Regions from separate parts of the Homo sapiens genome. Here all the other regions are linked to region 1. The links are chromatin loops, found by intact Hi-C in ENCODE. Cell type or tissue: HCT116. All regions are shown on one strand.

Region 1 (2,500 bases):
GGAGATCATGAGGCCGTCAGCAGCACTGCCTCAGTCTCCCGCTCTGTTTCCAAAACTTCCTGGCTCCGGGATGGGGTCCTCAGGGAGCAGAGTGGCTCCATTGAGGGAGCCGCAGGGAAGGGGCCAGGGCCGCAGGAAGAGTGGAACCAGGAGACCCTCCCCACCCAGCCTCCTGTGCCCTACAGCGCCCCTCAAAGATCCCAGTGTCCAGGAGACAAGTGACCCTCTCCAGTGAGGGTGGGTCAGAGTAGACCCCTGACTGGGCAGATGAGGAGGCTGCTCAGAGGAGGCCTCCAGCCCTCCCTGCCTCACCAGCCTTGCTTTCCTCCCCTCTTCCACGGGAAGCGGAGCTCCTAAATGAGACACCTTAACCGGGGTCTCACCACTTCCGTCCAAGCACACGGTGCCCCTCTTCCCTGGATAGAGGACAGATTCACCTGCGGCCTGCGGCTGTGGCCCACCCACCCCCACCGCCTCCCCACCCGCCAGGCGCCTGCCTGCAGGGTTCCCTTTGCCAGGAACACTGTTCCCAGGCCCGCACACGGCCCCTTCCCTCCTTTTGGGCCCCTCCCCTCACGCCCGCCGTCCTCTGCCTGGGTGGCTCTCTGCTCGGACACTGGTTTTGGGGTCTTCCCAGCCCTGATGGTGGCAGAGGCCACAAGGCAGCCTGGGCCAGGCCTGCCTGCAGGAGGGGCTGGTGAGTGGGGGTGTGGCCATCTGCCCACCCCCTTTGCTCACATTACCCCCCCACTGTGCAAGGAGCCTGGCTCAGGGAAGCCAGCAGACGCAGCCCCCAGGCGGGGCCTTCTGAACAGGTGCTGGTCTGGCACAGGGACTATACCTGGCGGGTGGCTTCATATCCAGGGAGGAGGCTCCGCAGGAGGCCCGTAGACGGGGGTTGGGGGGAAGGGCATGGAAAGGACCTTGCACCCCGCACAGGGCTCTGAGTTGGTGTTGGGGCAGCGGTGGGTCACGGGGCTGCCTGTCTGGGCTCGGTGTGTGAAAGGGTCCCATGGACTTCATGGGTGGAGACCCTTGAGGTCCCACCAGGTCTGCAGTCTGGGACACCCGCAGTGTGTCTGTTCAGCACAGTGTGTCTCAGGCAGGGCCCCGGCCGGCAGCATCCAGGGCACCCCACTCGGGTCAGCGGCTCTGGGACGGGCTGGGCACTCGCTCCCACCAGCCTCGGGGGCTGACGTTGGAGGGCCGCTGCTCTGAGCCATCTGAGGCCATGCTCAGGGACTGCCAGGAGTGAGCCCTGCCCCTGTCCACTCACCGCTCCTCCTGTGGGGCCTGAAACCACCGTTTGGCTGGAGACCCAGGATGTGGACGGCCCCCGCCTGGCCACCAGGTGGCAGCATTCGCCCAGCCAGGGGGTCCAGCCTCCACCTGGGCAGGGCGGCCGCCTGCAGCCTCCAGAGGCACCGCACCTGCCGACCCCACACCCACTTGACCTGCAAACCACCCACGTGCACACCCGGCACCTCCACACACTAAAGGGGACAGACAGGCGGGAATCCCTCGACTGCACACGTGCACACAGCACAGCCTCACCCCTGCGGACACCTGGGCATTCAGACGCATGCCCACAGGCACACACGCATGCACGCACGCACGCACACACGCCTACTCGGCCCCCGGGGTGCACTCAGGTGCCTGCCAGTCGCTCACACAGCCACAGGAGAGAGTGCTGCGGAGTCCCTGCAGGGTTCCCTGAAGGACAGGTGTTTGAGCTGGGAGCAGAGGAGCACTGGGCGTGAGCTGTGCAGGCCCTGTGGGGACCCCTGCAGAGGGAGTGGACACTGAGGCCCGGCCCTGTGCACAGCCAGGGTCACTGTCCACACCAGCCCTCCCCCTGGGCACAGTCAGGGTCACCGTCCACACCAACCCTCCCCCTGGGCACAGTCAGGGTCACCGTCCACACCAACCATCCCCCTGGGCACAGTCAGGGTCACCGTCTACACCAACCCTCCCCCTGGGCACAGTCAGGGTCACCGTCTACACCAACCCTCCCCCTGGGCACAGTCAGGGTCACCGTCCACACCAACTCTCCCAACCTGGGGACTCTGTCTCTCCCACCCAGGATTCTGAGGCCCAGTTTGCCCCAAGACTGCAGAGTCCCTCTGTGGCCAGAACCCCCAATGGGCTGCCCTGAAGCAGCAGGGGGAGGCAGGGAGGCTATGAGTATGCAGAGAGCTCCCATAGACAGCGGCGTTATTTCCCATCATCCACGTCTAGATTCCAAGGCCGCTGGGGAAGTGGGGTAGGAGAGAAGTGGGTGCCCTGGGCCAGGCTGAGGAGACAGAGGGGGCAGGCAGCCGTGGAGGAGACGCAGGCAGGGGAGCACATGCCAGGTGCCCTTGGGTCTCAGCCTGTGGGGCGAGGAAGCAGAGGGAGGGTAGGAGGGTGCCAGTGGTGAGTGGCAGGCCTGGCTTCATCCCCACACCCCACCGCACAGAGAGGAGGTATGCAGGGCAGGGTCAGGGGTTCCGCGGGATGG
Region 2 (2,500 bases), 85 kb after region 1:
CTAGGGCCTGTGTGGAAGGAGCCTCTACCAGGTCCAGCCCCTGTGGGAACAGCGGTTTCACACCCAGCACTCTGGGGGCAAGGGTGGGCGAGCAGTGGGGAGAACACAGATACGCAGACCCGGGTGTGAGTTCAGGCTCTGCTGCTCCCTGGCTGTGTGACCTGGAGCATGTTGCTCGACCTCTTTGGGCCTCAGTCTCCACAAGAACCCTGCGCCCAACCCTGGAAGGTACTACTCCCTGCCAAGCCTCCCAGCCCCAGCACGGTGTTAGCCCCACCGGTCAACTATGGCACAGATGGCCCATGCCACACCTCTGCCAGCTCTTGGGCCAATGACTGTCCACAGCTTGGCCTACCAGCCAAGCCGGGAGGCAGATCCGTGTCACAGATGCCCCACATACTCACGGGAACCCCCAGGCAGGCTGCTGACGGACCCCTCCCCACGTGTTCCTACCCTCCCCCCCCAGAGCCCAGCCCTGACCCTGCTGCTGGTGGACGAGGCCTGCTGGCTGAGGACGCTGCCCCAGGCCCTGACTGAGGCCGAGGCCAACACAGAGATCCACAGGAAGGGTCAGTATGACGCGGCACCTCCGTCCCAAGCCTTCCGGAAGGTGGGGGTCACTTGGCTCCCCCTGGGCTGAGCCCTTAAAGGGAAACCAGCCTGCTAGGGCAGGGGATGGGGCACAGGGAGCTGCTGGCCCCGGGCGCTGCAGCATGAGGCAGACACTCTACTGGGACCAGTCAGCCCAGACCATGAGTCCCTGTATGAGGGTCCCGACTGGCAGGCTGAGCCAGGACAGGTGTCCGTGGCGGGGGGGTGGGGGAGGATTCTGCCCCTCTGGGGGACACCGTGATCCCCGTATCTCCTCCCTGCCTTGGCTGCACCTCTGGGAACCCACCAAGGGCAGCAGCAGGGACCCCGACACCAGACTGGCTGGCAGGTGCCACTGGACCATCCTCCATGTCGTCAGGCTGGCTCCAGGAACGGTCAAGGTGGCCGTCCAGGAAGTCGAGGGGCCTTGCCGTGCTGCTGCTACTGAGGGTGGCACGTCTGGGTGGCCTGCACCTCCGAGCACCCGGGGATGAAGCGGGAGGCCCTCTGGGCTTAGGCAGGTCCACTGGCCAGTGGAGTCCCTGGCCCCAGTGCAGGGTGGGGACAGGCTGTGGTGCGCGTGAGCGGGCCGGCTCAGGCCTGAGGGCGGCACCGCAGGGGACACACAGCCCGGGCGCCCCAGGTGAACAAGCCGGCCCCGCGCAGCCTGGGCTTTGTGGGCTGAGGCTGCCCCCTGCGGGTGGCTGCAGGAAGAGCCGCCCTTGGACGGTTTCCTGGAGAGCCGGGTCCACTCTAGGGCCCCACCTCTGGCTGCCGTCCCTGAGTGGCCACCCAGGGTCTCCCCTAGTTACTCCACCACCCGCCCTCCACGTCATCCCTTTCCTGGGAGACTTCCTCGGGGCCCTCCCACTAGGATGGGCCCAGAGCAAGGAGGCCTGGAGGCAGGCAGGCTGTGAGCACTCACAGGGGACCACCCAGCCTTGCCCCCCAGGCAGGATGGCCCTGGCAGCCAGCCAGCCATGGCTGTGAACCCGGGTGGCCGCTCTCCTGACCCCATCCTCTGCCCCTTGTTTAAGACGGGACAGGGAAGTGGGGCACAAAGTCCTAGGTTTGGACACCTGTCTCCCTCCAGATGACGCACTCTGGTGCAGGGTCACCAAGCCGGTGCCTGCGGGGGGACTCCTGAGCGTGCTCCTCACGGCCGAGCCCCACAGCACCCCCGGCCACCCTGTGAAGAAGGAGCCAGCAGAGCCCACGTGCCCGGCCCCTGCACACGACCTCCAGCTCCTGCCCCAGCAGGCCGGGATGGCCTCCATCCTTGCCACCGCAGTGATCAACAGTAAGTGCTGGGCTCTCCGCACCCAGGGCGGCTGCTCCACCAAGGAGGAGCAGGCAGGGCAGGAGAGGGTGGGAGCTGAGGGTGGGAAGCTCGGGGGCTGCAGGCTGCCGACAGAGTGAGAGGTAAGGCAGGGAAGGAGGTGACGTGGGTGGTCCCAAGTGCAGAACACATAGGGACAGGAGGGTCCCCAGAGCCCAGGGCCACCACAGGGAAAGCCCCTGCCAGCAGGCAAGCGGGCTTAGGCACAGACTCGGCTCTGCCCCGCACACCACACTAGAAGCCAGTGCTTTCCCTGGGGGCAGACGCGGGGGCGGCCCTGACTGTGGGCCAGAGCAGGACCCTCACCTCGGCCCTCCTGGCGTCTGGGGCCAGGTCACTCCACAGTGGAGGTGTCCCTGGACACCACGGGGGGTGAGCGGCAGCCCTGGCCCCGGCCCACTAGGTGCTGCCACCACCTCCACCTCCAAGTTGTGACAACCAAGACATCTGTTGGTTGGGTTTTTGTTGTTTTTTTTTCGAGACAAGGTCTCACTCTGTTACCCAGGATGGTCATAAAGTCCTAGTCTCAAGCCATCCTGCCTCAGCCTCCTAAGTAGCTGGGACTTCAGG
Region 3 (2,500 bases), 63 kb after region 1:
AGTCCCCAGAGAGCACCATGGAAGGGGTTCAGACAGGCAAGACCTGGCTCCGAGCTGTCCTCAAGGCCTCTGAAAGGGCAGTTCTGGGCCTGAGCACTGCCCCACTGCCCCTGTGGGGCCAGGGCCTTGCCCTTTCCCTTAGAGACACCCCCTCCCCAGGACAGGCCACTGGGCCTGCAGGTGCGAGGGCCCCCAGGTCCCTGCAGGAGAGCTGGGCCCCACCCTGCCCTCCTTGCTATTCCCAGGCGGTCCCAGCTCTGCCATTAGCTGGGGCCAGGGTTCAGCCCGATAAAGATGGGCTGTTGTTCTGTGTCAAAAAATCAATAATTGCAGCGATGTTCCAGGCGATAGGAAGACAAGTTCACAGGCACCAGCTGGCGGGTGGGCGGGGCGAGGCTGGGGGCTGCAGCACCTGGGGCCGGCCCTTCCTGCCTCTCCCTCGCCCGGTGGCTGACGCAGCTGCTCTACAGTGGACGCCAGGCCCAGGCTTGGCCAAGCCAAGCCATGGCCCCTGAGCCTGCTGCTCCTTACTGCCCGTTTGTGGAAGGGCAGCCCAGAGCCAGCTAGGGCCTCGGCGAGGAGGCCAGTCCCTCCCCAGGGTCCTCTGGCTGGGTCTTCTCCCAGGCGGTGGTGCCCTCCTCCTCCAAACACAGGCACTCAGGTCCACGGTGTCCCAGTGCCTTGGGGACACAGCCGTTCAACAGCCGGCCCTGAGGGGCTGACAGTCCAGCAGGAAGACAGAGTTAATGAAATCAAGACCTCTGCCCCCTGGTGCCCTCAGGAGGTGGTGAGCACTCTGGGGACCTGGGAGGCAGGGAGGAGGTGGGAGGGGCCGGCATCGCCCTCCGCACGACGGCTTCCTGGGGTCCTGGCACGGTGCCATGTGGGCTGGCCCTGAGGCATCACCATACCTGGCATCTACCATTCCCTGGAGCCAGCACCCCCTGCCGTCAGCTCCCGGGAACGCAGCCCATGCCGCCTGTCTGCTGACCCCACCCAGGCCCCCTGCGATGTGGGTCCTGAGCACATCTTGGCAAGGAGACCACCGTGCTGGTGGGCGGGTGCTTGGAGGATGGGCACATAGGGCACGAGGCCCACCTCTAGCAGAGAGAGAGCCTCGGCAGGTGCAGCCGCCGGCAGGGCCCCCCCATGGGGCTTTCCAACCACGTGCTCACCCCAAGGACAGGCACCCCCCGCACCCCCAGCCCCCCACAGCCATCCACAGTGAGTGCAGGGTCTGAGGGTCTCAGGAAGGCAGGTTCTGTGGTTCGAAGCCCTTTGTTAACCTCTGGCCTGGGGTGAGAAGAAAACCCTCATCCAGGAGGCCTGGGGCTCTAGGCCAACCCCACCCTGGGCTCTCCACTGGCCTCCAGGGTGCTCTGAGGTTTGTGGCCCAGCAGAGGCCAGGCATCATGGCCAGGAGGCCAACAGGGGCCATGCCAGGCAGAAGGCAGAGGAGACCAGGGCAGGAGGTGGGGAGACCAGGGGCAGGGGCAGGGAGACCAGGGTAGGGTTGGGGGGCACCAGGGTCAGGGGGCAGGGAGACCAGGGCAGGGGTGGGGGGGCACCAGGGCAGGGGGACCAGGGTAGAGGAGCTGGAACCCTCCCAGGAGGTGATGGGCCTGGGGTCTTCTAGGGCAGGGCGCTGGGGGGCCTTAGGCAGGCCCCTCCTTTGTTTCCCCTCAGTGAAATAGACTCAGGTCTTGTGCTGGGGCTTAACTGCAATGCTGGGCACACAATAACACAGAATAATCCAGAAAGGACTGAATGGGGGCGGGCGGGCAGGGCAGGTTGTGCACTGAGTGTGCGTCCGCAGAGTGGTGGCCATCACTGGGTGTGCACGGGGCACAGCTCTGAGGAGCAGAGCCATTTCCCCAGTGTGGCCAGAGGGCCCAGACGTATGTGACATCTGGTTTTTCAACAGCAAAGCTGATCCATTTCTCTACCCATCCTGGGTGTGCAGCTCCCAGGCTCCTCTGCGCCTCTCCCAGACCCAGCCCTCCTGCAAGGACCTGGACCCTCTGAGGGGCGCTGGGGGGACCCAGGAGGAGGCAGGGTGGGAGCCCTCATCAGGCCCCCAGAAGCCAGGCTAATCTGCAGAGCCCTCGAGTGGCTTTGTCTCCAAGCTCTGGTGCATCCATGGCTCCCGTCACCCGCGTCTCATCCGCCTGCGGCTCCGTCTCCCTTCTCGCTAGCGCATGTCACGTTGTTCCTTCCATCTCGGCTGTCCCGAGTGCCACAGCCGGGGCCACTGCTGCGAGTGAGGGCTACGGTCCTGCTGGCCTTTCCAGGTGGCCTTCTGCCTGCTCCGCTCGGCGACTCCTATCTGTGAACGGGGAAGGGGCTTCACGGAGGGCCCACTACCCAAGGGGTGGGATTCACTGCAAGTGGGGGTATGGCCTGGGCTGCAGACATGGGTTTGCGATCAGAGGACCTGGGCTCGACTCTCCCATGCCACTTGCTGGCTGTGTAACCTCCGACGTGGCCCCCAGCTTCTCAG

Evidence for each region. A loop is a pair of places that touch in the nucleus more often than their neighbours do. Peaks named below come from ENCODE experiments on the same cell type or tissue, not always from the same donor. Only the 100,000 strongest peaks of a DNase experiment are listed, where the experiment ranks them.
Region 2: it touches region 1 in a loop (12-fold over the local background); 105 of 110 quality-filtered maps call a loop at or near these places.
Region 3: a loop joins it to region 1, with 7 times the contacts of the local background. A loop is called at or near these places in 16 of 110 quality-filtered maps.

The regions. Positions count from the first base shown.
Region 1 is chr16:88,441,838-88,444,337 of GRCh38, forward strand. No RefSeq gene overlaps it. Among named protein-coding and RNA genes, the nearest start is that of ZFPM1, 10 kb to the right of the region's middle. RefSeq lists an enhancer at 1,286-2,151. In HCT116, CTCF peaks have their summits at 1,359 (motif pointing right) and 1,568; a DNase peak (open chromatin) is centred at 1,334; H3K27ac peaks cover 692 bases.
Region 2 is chr16:88,526,348-88,528,847 of GRCh38, forward strand. ZFPM1 (zinc finger protein, FOG family member 1) reads left to right here. Exons shown (of 10, transcript NM_153813.3): 5 at 467-569; 6 at 1,685-1,891. All of the region lies in intron 2 of ZFPM1-AS1 (ZFPM1 antisense RNA 1), which reads right to left. Among named protein-coding and RNA genes, the nearest start is that of ZFPM1-AS1, 3.5 kb to the right of the region's middle. RefSeq lists enhancers at 1-287, 515-1,255, 1,256-1,995 and a silencer at 1,160-1,289. In HCT116, CTCF peaks have their summits at 1,303 (motif pointing left) and 1,503; a DNase peak (open chromatin) is centred at 1,254; H3K27ac peaks cover 325 bases.
Region 3 is chr16:88,504,731-88,507,230 of GRCh38, forward strand. All of the region lies in intron 3 of ZFPM1 (zinc finger protein, FOG family member 1), which reads left to right. It also overlaps LOC107984890. Among named protein-coding and RNA genes, the nearest start is that of ZFPM1-AS1, 25 kb to the right of the region's middle. In HCT116, a CTCF peak has its summit at 953 (motif pointing left); a DNase peak (open chromatin) is centred at 891; H3K27ac peaks cover 319 bases.